Linked DNA regions of Homo sapiens: region 2 is linked to region 1. The links are chromatin contacts, found by Hi-C or POLR2A ChIA-PET in ENCODE. All regions are on one chromosome and are shown on one strand. The core of a region is the stretch at or near the end of the contact, and the rest is flanking DNA. Distances in the headings are between cores, read along the strand shown. Region 1 holds the start of LRRC20 (leucine rich repeat containing 20). Region 2 overlaps PALD1 (phosphatase domain containing paladin 1).

Region 1 (5,957 bases), core at 1,604-4,103:
CTGAGTACCCAATAGGTATTGTGAGAATACTTTTTTTTTTTTTGAGACCTGGTCTTCCTCCTGGGCTCTAGGGCTCAAGCTATCCTCCCACCTCGGCCTCCTGAGTAGCTGGGACTACAGGCCCAAGCCACCATGCCCGGCTACTTTTTGTATTTTTTGTAGAGATGGGGTTTCACCGTGTTGCCAGGCTGCTCTCGAACTCGTGAGCTCAAGTGATCCTCCCGCCTCAGCCTCCCAAAGTGCTGGGATTACAGGCGTGAGCCACAGAGCCCAGCCCAAGAATACTTATGGAGTCCTGTGACAGATTACAAAATTAGCCCCAACTCTCTGCTCATCCCTGTACTCATATTCTTTGCAATGTGACTTCGCTGCTTCTCCCATCAGGAGATGGAGTCTATTTCTTCACCCTCGAACCTGGGTTGGCCTTGCCATTTGGTTTAGTCGATACAACTGTGGAAGTGGACTAGTGCCGATTTTGAGCCTAGACTTTGAGAGACCTTGCACCATTCCACTCGTGCTCTCGGAGCCCTGCAGCTCCATGTGAACAAATTAGGCTAGCCTGTTAGTAGATGAGAGACATGCGACCTACTTGCCTCAGTTGGCAGCTAGCCACTTCCCAGAAGCAGAGCCTTCTGACTGCCTGGCGATGAACCCGGATGCATGAGGGAGTCCAGCTGAGACCAGAAGAACTGCCCAGCTAAGCCCAGCCTCAAATACTGACCCATAAAATCATGAACTAAATAAGTAGTTATTGTTTTAAGCCACAACTAAGTTTTGGGGTGTTTTATTATGCAGGAAACACTGATGGATACAAGCACTGAACATGCGTCAAGCTCTGGTATTTGCAATCAGGCAGACTCTCGGGAGTAAAGACTTGTGCAGAGATGATAGAATAATGGGTATAATGCACTAAGTGCTCTGGAGAAGCAAAAACAGTAGGAATAGAAGAGGTGGATTTGAGCTAGGGAGGGATCTTGTCTCTGTGGAGTTAGAGGGTCCAGGATGAACTGCCTGGGACAGGGGACTGTCTGAGGGAAAGTATGAATGTTGGAAACCCCAGGCTGGGGCCATCAGCCAGCAGTATATACTGAGCCCTTACCATGGGTACAGAAACACTGTACTGGCTGTCTCAAGTCTGCGTATGGACTAGCAGAGGAGAGAAGACATCCACGTGTAAAAGTTGGGTAGAAGTGTCATGCTGGTTTTCAGTGAAAACAGAAGTAGCTATGCCTGCTTTGTCCACAGTGGCAAGCAGCATCTCGGCTTGGGCAGAATGGGACTCTACCCATTAGTTATTTATATCTGGTACTTGCTATATATCTGGCAGGGATGTGGTGTTGATGGGTTGAGAGAGATCTCCATAGTTTTCCCTGGGAAGGCACAAGGGGTCAGAAAACATGGCTGCTTAAGTATCCACTTGACTGGTAACCCCTTGAGGGCAGGGTCTGTGTCTGATTCATGTCAGTATACCCCAAGACACAAGGCTTTGCATATACTAAGCAATCAGTTTCAAAAGACTTACTTTGGAGATATTTATCATCCTCTTCTCTTTATTCCTACTAACCTATTGTAGTTTTTTCCTAGGGCTGCTATAACAAATGGACATAAACTGGGTGGCAACAGAAATTTATTCACTTACAGCTCTGGAAGCTATTAAGTCCAAAATCAAGGTGTCTGGAGGGTTAGTTCCTTTTTGGAGGCTCTGAAGGAGGAATTATTCCCTGCCCGTTCCTAGCTTCTGGTCCCTGCTGGCAGTGCTTGGCACTCCTGGCCTTGGAAATGCATCAGCTGATCCCTGCCGCCATCACCACAGGTGGTTCTCCCTGTGCGTCTCTTCTGTGTCTCTTCTCTTACAACGACACCAGTCTCAGTGGATTAGGGGCCCGCCCTACTCCAGCATGACCTTAACTCATTACATCTGCAACGGCCCTACTTCCAAATAAGATCACATTCTGATGAACTTTAACATATTGTTGGGGGTGGAGAGGGCATAAGTAACCCTTAACATCCATCGAGGCCCAAGGGAATGTGTGTTCTTTGACTGCCTAGACCCCCTAGAGGCGGAATTAAATATTCTTTTTTTTTTCTTTGAGACAGAGTCTCACTCTGTCCACTCAGGTTGGAGTGCCCATCTCGGCTCACTGCAACCTCCGCCTCCCGGGTTCAAGCGATTCTCCTGCCTCAGCATCCCGAGTAGCTGCGGCTACAGGCGCCTGCCACCACGCCCGGCTAATTTTTGTATTTTTAGTAGAGACGGGGGTTTTGCCATGTTGGCCAGGCTGGTCTCGAACTCCCGACCTCAGGTGATCCGTCTACCTCGGCCTCCCAAAGTGCTGGGATTACAGGCGTGAGTCGCCGCGCCCCGCCCTCAAGTCATATTTTATAGATGAGAACATTAGGATTGGAGACGCAGGGCCGAGACACAGGGCCTTGCATATACTAAAAACCTCAATGGGCACCCGAAGTCATCATAGGAAAATTTCCCTATGCTCCATGTTCACGTGTTTCAAAGTATCCCTGATCTGGCTAATTCAACTCCATTCCCTCGAGAAAACCCAATCTGGAGCCCCGGTCCTAGAGATCCTGGGATGTACTGCGCGTCCCACTCTGTATCTCCGCCCCCTCAGGCGTTCTCCCTCTAGAAGCAGCACACAAAGCGGTTACTCCCTGCGGCCGGGAGCGCGCGGGCTGCCCTTCCGCGCGCCACCCCCGCGCGCGCCGCTCCCCCACTGATTGGCTGAGCGCATCCCGAGCCCAGCCTGCTCCCGCCGCGGCGCCGGTCCTGGCGCCGGGATTGGCGGAGTGGCCGCGCGCGCAGATCCCGCAGCCCCGCGCGCCCCGCCCCGCCGGCTCGGAACTCGCCTGGGGCGCCGCCGGCGGCGGAGGGAGCGTGACTGCGCTGCGCAGGGCGCTAGGAGGCATTGTCGCCGTAAGTGGAGCCAAAAGCGGCCCGGAGCGGGACCACACGCTTCTTGCCCCGCAAAGTAAATGTAGTCCGAGGTCAAGCGTTGCAGGGGCTGGGGGAGAGAGGGCGAGAAGTGTTCCGATTTTTGCAGCGTCCCCTCCCCTCCCCCAGGTCACCCGGTGGAAAAGAGCAGCGGTGCACCAGCGGAGGCTCTGGCGGTGCCAAGGGGCTCGGCATGCGCGGGCTCTTGCTTGCTCACTGCACCTGGACCCCGATGGTTCAGGGGAGTGGGTGCAGAGGTGCCAGGGAATAGGGAGCTCGGAGAACCGCTCCCAGGCGGGCCTCCATTCCTCGCGGGAGGCGCCCTTGCTTGGAGAGGCTGCTGTGCATTTCGTCCCCGAAGCGACACTTTCGGGGTTTGCTTCCGCTCTGGGGAGCTGCAGACGCCTGCTCCAGAGCGTGCCTCTCGGCCTCCGGGCAGCGTGGGAGCCCCGGGGCCTCTGCGATCACTACCATTCTTCCCTCTGCCAGCTTTATTCTCCCAGTCCCCGCCTGCCGGGCCAGCGGACGAGGTGCCATTGGCTGCAGGCACCGGGGGTGAGGCGGATCCTGGCACGCGGGGCTGGGGGACCCTTGCCTGGCTACCGCGCGTAGTGCTGGAGGCTCAGTCCGAGGATGCCTAGATGTTAGCGAGGGAGCACGCGCTGAGCTTCCCGAACCCCATGCCACAAAAACAAGGCGCCAGCAGGTCCCGCTCACGTCCCAGCGGGCTTCTTTCCCTGGGGTGGGGAAGTGGGTCAACTTCGTTCTGATCTGAAGGGGGGTTTGGGACTATTTGGGTCGCTCCTCACCTCCCCACCCGCTCCCCGGCTTGGCATGGTCCAGAGCCCGGGCTGGAGCCAGCGGTAGGGCCAGCTTGCACACATGGCTCCGGAGGCTCCGGTTGCCCATCCGAGCCCCTGCCAGGCTCTAACGTTCCCAACTGACAACACCAGTAACTAAATATAGGAGCAGATGGTGGGGACGGGCTGTCGCAGCGGCTCCTTTGCAGAGGTCTCCGGACTGCAGATAAGGTAGAGTTATTGATGGTAAGGGCTGGAGTCAGGGGGCCAGGTCAGGGTTTAAGCAAAAATCACCCCTCCCCCAGCCAGCCTGAGTCCAGGTGAAACCAGGTTATAGGGACAGGAGGGCTGTATTGCCAGCTCCCCCAAAGCAGGACAACGTTTTTGTCTGGCATTGAATTTATTACATCCAAACTTCCTCTCTACACCTGTTTGATTACCTACTGGTAATGCCTTGGTGTGGGAAACATGTAATGGTTCGCAAAGTCCTTTCCCAAAAGTTACATATCAGTTACTTCCCACAATAATCCGGTGAGGAAGGTGGTATTTCCATTTTACAAATGGGACTGCTCACAACACTGTTAACTTTGCAAAACTATGGATTAGGCTGCCTTCCTCAAAAAACTTCTCTTAGTTCGCTACACAGAAGCAGAGGACAGCCTTGTAAGAGGGCTGCAGTTCCCTTCCTCAGTAATCTGGGAGCCCATTGGCTCCCTGTCTCTCTCTCTCCTGAATCTCTTTGTGCACCTGCTGCTCACCCCTGTCCCTTCCCCCTGGCCATGCCATGTGCCTTCATGCCCCCCTAGGCCTGGCCCTGTAGCCTTACTACTATCAGGCTCATCCTGCCTCCCAGTGGGAAGCTTGTTCTAGCCCATACCCAGTCTCTGCCCCTTTACTCCCACAGTGGGGGCCTTATGGAAGGTGTCCAGGAGACGTTTGCTGGATTTAAACATTTCACCGGACCAGGATGCTCACTCTGAGGAATGGGGTTGAGGGTGTGTGGAGAGGGCCATGCTTTGAGGATGTAGGCAGTGTGAGTATGAGCTTCGACCCTGTGCTGAAGTGTCTCTGGGATTTGGAGTGCTTTCCCTGACATTTTCTAAGGCCTACCCTCTATTGCCTGGGACTGGCTGGGGCCAGTAGTGCCAGCTGGCTGGGGTGCCCCAAGCGGCGATCTGGCCCATGTGGGCTGATGGTGTCTGTTTCTGCCTTTTGGAACACTCTGTGACTCTCCACTACCACCATCCCTGCAGATGGCATTGACCAGGTACCCTGAGGAGCTCAGGCCTGTCAGCTGGACTTCATGAAACAATTCTTCCTTGTGGAGAAAGGGGCAGTTTTAGGTGAAGGGAGGATGGCTTCCTAGCTAGTTAATAAGCGTGGTGATTTTAAGCAGCGGGAACCTTTTGGGGGTCCCGAGCACATTTTTGCTGTACTCAGAGCATCCTCCATCCTCTGGCATAGAAGGAAGGGGCCCTTCTTCCTACTGAATTGCCCTGACACCTAGACTTTACATGTTGTTTCTGTTCCTGTACCTGTGTACACTCTGACCCACACAATAGGACGTCTGAACTTGCCACCAGTGGTGAAATTTTTAATCTGACTAGTTTTCATCAGTGGTCTAAGGCAAGGGTCCTCAACCCCTGGGCTGTGGATGGCATAGGTCCGTGGCTTGTGAGGAACCCGGCTGCACAGCAGGAGGTGAGCACCAGTAAGCATTACCGCCTGAACTCTGCGTCCTGTCAGACCAGCGGCCGCATTAGATTCTCCTAGGAGCCTGAACCCTATTGCGAACTGCGAATGCGATGGATCTAGGTTGTGTGCTCCTTATGGAGAATCTAATGCCTGATGATGTGAGGTGGAATAGTTTCATTCCTCTCCCACTACAGTGGGAAAAATTGTCTTCCAGGAAACCGAAAAGGATGGGGACCGCTGGTCTAAGGCACCACCTCCCCATCTGGTGGTAGCTAGTAGAATTGCAGGCATAGTGCCTGATTGAAAATATTCAGCCCAGGTGATCCCACCAGGCCTACCCCCTACCCTGGGCAGCTTGGTGGCTTCCCTTCCTTTCCCTCTCTGCTGTGAGGCCAGGATTGCTTCAGTGCTGTTCTTCAGAAAGCTCTTCCTCATCAGAATCGCAAGTCGGAGCTGCTTCCTGCATTTCTTTCTCCCTCTTCCTTCTTATCCCTCATACCTAGGAGATGCTCAGT
Region 2 (5,957 bases), core at 1,035-3,534, 110 kb before region 1:
CTGTAATCCCAGCTACTCAGGAAGCTGAGGCAGGAGAATTGTCTGAACCCAGGAGGCAGAGACTGCAGTGAGCCAAGATTGCGCCACTGCACTCCAGCCTGGGTGACAGAGCAAGACTCTGTCTCAAAAAAAAAAAAAAAAAAAAAAAAAAGTCAAAAATGCATTTAATTCTGGTAACACAGCAGATAGCCCCTGACTTAACGATGGTTCCACTTACACTTTTTCAACTTTACAATGGTAGAGTGATACAAATCGCAGGATGTAAAGAGGTCCTTGACTTACCACGGAGTTATACGCAGATAAACCCATTGTAAAGTTGAAAAAGCATAAGTGGAACCACCATAAGTCAGGGACCGTCTGTATATGACTTAATGATTTTTAGTATATTCACAAAGTTGTGCAACCATCACCGCTGTCTAATTCCAGAACATCAAACTCAAAAAGTTAAACAAAGACTTACCATATGACCAAGCAATCCCACTGCTAAGTATATACCCAAGAGAATAAAAAACAAGTATCCAAACAAATACTTGCACATGAACATTCATAGCAGCCAAACAGCTATTCACAATAGCCAAAAGGTAGAAACAACCCAAATGCCCATCAAATAATAAACGAATAAACAAAGTGCGGCCTATCCATACAATGGAAAGTTACTCAGCCATAAAAGGGAATGGAGTACTGATATTTGCTACAACACAGATGAGCCCTGAACACTATGCTAAGTGAAAAAAGCCAGACACAGAAGGTCACATATTACATGATTCCCCTTACATGAACTATCCAAAATAGGTAAATCCAGAGACAGAATGCAGATCCATGGTTGCCAAGGCTGGGGGAGGGGAAACTGGGAGGGATTACTTAATGGATGGATGGAGTTTTCCTTTTGGGGTGATGAAAATGTTTTGGAACTGAAAATGTTTGTGGTGATGGTTGCAAAACATTGCAAATGTACTGTCACTGAACTGTACACTTTAAAAGGGTTATTTTAATGTCATTTCAAAAAGTAATGAGAGCATCCCCTGGTCATCTGAATAACCATCTCATAAGCAAGCAGTGCCCTACAATTTGAGCCTCAAGTTTGCTCCTGTGTTTACAATCCAGTTCCTTCTCCATGAAGGCCAAATGATATCATCACACACAGCACAAAGAAAGGTTGTGATTCAAATAGGAAAAAAAAAGCAGGTGGGGAGGGAGAACAGAGCCACCCCATAGCCCATGGCAGCCTGGAGGTGCCCAGTTCAAAGGCCCAGCCTCTTAGCAGTCAGGACCATGTGCATGTTGACAGCATCTGTGTGAAGTGAGTAAAGCCCATCTCTGTGCCAAATTCCTGATTCCTACAAGAAGTGGGTTTAGGCTGGGCACAGTGGCTCACGCCTGTAATCCCAGCACTTTGGGAGGCCGAGGCAAGTGGATCACGAAGTCAGGAGATCGAGACCATCCTGGCTAACATGGTGAAACCCCGTCTCTACTAAAAATACAAAAAATTAGCCAGGCGTGGTGGCAGGTGACTGTAGTCCCAGCTACTCAGGAGGCTGAGGCAGAAGAATGGTGTGAACCCAGGAGGCGGAGCTTGCAGTGAGCCCAGATCGCACCATGCCTGGGCGACAGAGCGAGACTCTGTCTCCAAAAAAAAAAGAAGTGGGTTTAAGAGCCACTACAAGCAGATTTCAATAATGCCACTATTCCATGCTTATCTTCAATCAAACAAGCCAGCTTTCCGAGTATCGGGCAATACCCCATTAAAACAGACATTCAGGGATTGCTCACACGTAGTCTAGGCTTAAATGTGAGGTCTGATTACCCCAACCCGTCCCATCAGCCCAACATTATTAGTACTTCCCTATACAACAGGCCCAAGAAACAGAGGCAGGGAACACAGGAGAGGCCCAAGGGCACAGCTCTCTACCATCAACCCAAGGCTGGCAATGTAGGTGCAGTTAACATCCTTCCAATTAAAGTAATTGTTCATTGGAAATGAGTTGGCTTTCTGGTTTTACTACTATTTCCTGTTTTTTTAATAGTTTTGTAAAAACTTTAAGTCTAAGGTGCTTATGCCTGGTCTTATACACATTTCAGTTATATTACAGTAAGAATAATGTCAATCAGCAAGTGAGGGGTTTGTTGTTGTTTTTCAAAAGGGAGTCCTGAGCTCAGGAGTTGAAGACCTGGGCAACACAAGACCTTGTCTCTATTAAAAAAACTTTTAAATTAGCCGGATGTGGTGGCACATGCCTGTGGTCCTAGCTACTCAGGAGACTGAGGAGGGAGGATCACCTGAGCCCAGGAGGTTGAGGCTTCAGTGAGCCGTGATTGCACCACTGCACCCCAGCCTGAGCAACAGAGTGAGACCTTTAAAAAAGAGAGAGAGAGAGAGGGCCAGGCGTGGTGGCTCATGCCTGTAATCCCAGCATTATGGGAGGCCGAGGCAGATGGATCACCTGAGGTCAGGAGTTCAAGACCAGCCTGGCCAACACGGTGAAACCTCATCTCTACTAAAAATACAAAAATTAGCTGGGCATGGTGGCAGGTGCCTGTGATCCCAGCTACTCGGGAAGCTTAGGCAGGAGAATCGCTTGAACCCGGGAGGCGGAGGTTGCCATCAGCCGAGATCACGCCACTATACTCCAGACTGGGCAACAGAGCGAGACTCCATCTCAAGAAAAAAAAGAGAGAGAGAGGGAGTCTACAAAAAACCCATATGTTGTATGATTTCATTTATATGAAATGTCTAGAATTAGCAAATCTATAGAGATACAGAGCATGCTAGCGGGCTGGGGGTGGGGAGTGACTACCAATGGGTACTGGGGTATCTTTTGAGGTTGATGAAAATGTTGTAAAATTAGACTGTGGTGAGACAACAGCTCTTTGAATGTACTAAAAGCTACTAAATGAGTGAATTGTACAGCATGTGAATTAGATCTCAATAGGGCTGTGAATTGGAAGTCCACGTATTACCCACATTTGAGCAGCACTGAGCTGCAGAAAGGGAGACATCCACAAACCCACCTATGCAGAGCTCCCTGCCAGGTCCTCCCCTCCCCCTACAGGATTCCTGAGCCCAGGATGAGACCCCAAGTCACAAGACAACCCCTTCCTGGGTAAGCAAGTGGCTGCCCTGGAACCACCACACAGGATTCCTATCTCCCAGAACCCATGTCTTACAATTAAGGCACTACTTTGTACTGTTAAGTTAGGGAAAACTTAAAAACAATGAAAACAACCAACTTTAGGATGCAGGGGATGGGGTTCATCTACACATCGATGGCAGTGTCAAGGAAAGCAGCATGACATAAGACTCAGAGCACCTGGGACCCCACTGGCTGCAGTCTCATTGGTTGGGGTTGGGGTGGGGCCAGGAGGGTGAAAATCTGAGCCCAGGCAGCCCCTTCCTCAGAGGCCACAGGCATCCCATCCTCCACCCACGTAGGCTGGGCAAGATAGCTATTGGGAGGCCCCTACAGGCTGCCTAAAGAGACTTTGGCAAGGGGCAACTCCCCAAGGGTCCCTCTTCTGTCAACCCAACGAACTGCCCTCTCCTGGGCCTATTCCTTCCAGTGACACTTCAGAGAGACGGGAAGAAGCCCCCACCAGCGGCAGCCAAGTCGGGGTCATTGGTGAAGCGGCAGAAGGACACATCCGCCCAGAACCCCCAGCAGTAGGAGGATACATCCACCCAGACCCCCAGCAGCAGGAGGATACATCCACCCAGACCCCCAGCAGCAGAATACATCCACCCAGACCCCAGGGACGGGTCACGACAGAGGCTGTTTTGGACAGACTGATCCCCTTTGATCCAATGCTACTCTTCTCCAGAACCTGCTCTAAATTAACCACCTCCAGGAAGACTTCTTCCCATCTCTCCCAAAGCCTCGCCAAGCCCCAGCTCAGGGCATGTGCTCAGAACTCCCATGGCAGTGGTGGGGTCCCTCTGCATGATACATGGCCGGATGAAAGCAGGCCCCACAGCCATGGACCGAGTTTGAGCTCATTTACACCCCAAAAATAAAAAACCACACAAATTCATGTAGAGGTACAGAAAAAAGACCAAAGGATACTCAGCACACTGCTGACAGTGTTACCTACGGGGACCAGAGAGAGGGGAAGGAGGGGAAAGGGGACTTTGACATTTTACTTTCTATGAAGCTACTACTTGAATATTTTGTGAAGATTATTTTAGGCCAGGCATGGTGGCTTACGCCTGTAATCCCAGCACTTTAGGAGGCTGAGGCAGGCAGATCACTTCAGTCCAGGAGTTCAAGACCAGCCTGGGCAACAGGGCAAAACCCCGTCTCTACTAAAAATACAAAAATTAGCCGGGCATGGTGGTGCACACCTGTAGTCCCAACTACTCAGAAGGCTGAGGTGGGAGGATCATTTGAGGCCAGAAGTTAAGGCTGCAGTGAGTCGACCCTGAGCCACTTCACTGCAGCCTGGGCAACAGGAAAGAGGCCCTTCTTAAAAAAAAAAAGAGAGAGAAATTTTAAACTATTTTTAACATATCCCACACATTGGAATACTACTCACCAATAAAAAAGGAATGGAACTGATTAAATCATCCAATAACAGAGATGAATCTCAAAAAACATCATGTTGAGTAAAGAAGCCAGTCACTAAAAGCTACCTGTTATATGAGTCCACGTATGTGAAAAATCCAGAAAAAACAAAATCATAGTGACAGAAAGTAGATGAGTGGGCCTGGGCCCAAGGTGGGAGTGGTGACCGGCTACAAGGGAGCATAGGGCCCTTCTAGGTGATGGAAAGTGTTGTCAGACTTGTCTAGGAGTTGGCTGCATGCCCAGGACTTTTACCGACATTCACCAAAGTGCACACTTCACGCAGGTGTATTTTATGGTGCACATATCTCAACAAAACTGTTTTTTGTTTTTTTGTTTTTTTTTTTAAAGAAAAAAAGTACTGTGGTGGAGAAGGGAATGGTGAGTAACTGCTTAATAGGTGGAGTTTTCCTTTAGGGTGATAAAATGTTTTAGAATGTGATAGAAGTGGTGGTTGTACAACATTGTGACTATACTAAATGCCTCTAAATTGTGGGCTTTAAAATGGTTTATTTTATTTAAATGGATTTCACCTCAGTTTAAAAAAAAAACATTGAAGATAGGCAGGGGGAAATGTTCATGCCCATTCTGCAGGTGAGAAAATTGGGCACAGCCAGGTGCGGTGGTTCACGCCTGTAATCCCAGCACTTTGGGAGGCCAAGACGGGCGGATCACAAGGTCAGGAGATCGAGACCATCCTGGCTAACACAGTGAAACCCCGTCTCTACTAAAAACACAAAAAATTAGCCGGGCATGGTGGCGGGCGCCTGTAGTCCCAGCTACTCGGGAGGATGAGGCAGGAGAATGACGTGAACCTGGGAGGTGGAGCTTGCAGTGAGCCAAGATTATGCCACTGCACTCCAGCCTGGGCAACAGAGCGAGACTCTGTCTCAAAAAAAAAAAAAAAAAAAAATTGGGCTCAGAGGGACAGTCAAATGCCAGCCCAGGGCTTATTTACCTGATGCCTTAGGGCCCAGCTCAGAGCCCCCTGGAGCAGAGACTACTCCACACCTCCCCAGAGGGCTCCCCAAAGGGCAACTCTGGGGCTCGTCTCTAGGGAGGGCCCTTCTCTTTGGGCATTCAGAAATCAGATTCCCACCAGGCCTTGGGCTGAGCCAGCAGGGCAACCCTGCAGGAGACTCCAGAAGTCCTTGTGCTCCAGCAGACAGGGCTGCCTCGGGAGGAAGGGAGGGAGCACACCGGCAGATGATGGTCAAGGCAAAGCTAAACCACCACTCAGATCAGGCTGATGAGGTTTTTTGTTTTGTTTTGTTTTGTTTTTTGAGACAGAATCTCACTCTGTTGCCCAGGCTGGGGTGCAGTGGCGCAACCTCAGCTCATTGCAACCTCTGCCTCCTGGGTTCAAGCTATTCTCCAGTCTCAGCCTCCTGAGTAGCTGGG

What was found. Hi-C counts contacts between places; a loop is a spot of excess contacts on that map. ChIA-PET counts read pairs that join two places held with the same protein, here RNA polymerase II (POLR2A). Pooled maps may share reads with other maps.
Region 2: a loop to region 1 is called in a pooled map, with 2.5 times the contacts of the local background. The contact joins the enhancer-like site here to the promoter of LRRC20 in region 1. A Hi-C loop is called at or near these places in 3 of 50 pooled maps. POLR2A ChIA-PET finds 5 or more read pairs at or near these places in 3 of 52 experiments (PC-3, T-cell and activated CD4-positive, alpha-beta T cell).

Annotation. Positions count from the first base shown.
Region 1 is chr10:70,379,521-70,385,477 of GRCh38, reverse strand. It overlaps LRRC20 (leucine rich repeat containing 20), which reads left to right and starts at 2,853. Exons shown (of 5, transcript NM_001278212.2): 1 at 2,853-2,929. RefSeq lists enhancers at 2,349-2,448, 2,979-3,178, 3,023-3,642 and a silencer at 2,579-2,948.
Region 2 is chr10:70,486,643-70,492,599 of GRCh38, reverse strand. The region is part of intron 1 of PALD1 (phosphatase domain containing paladin 1); the gene reads right to left. Among named protein-coding and RNA genes, the nearest start is that of PALD1, 11 kb to the right of the region's middle. RefSeq lists a silencer at 2,278-2,377. Within about 2 kb of position 2,284, at least 2 of the 41 ENCODE cell types and tissues checked have a DNase peak (open chromatin) inside an H3K27ac peak, as active enhancers do.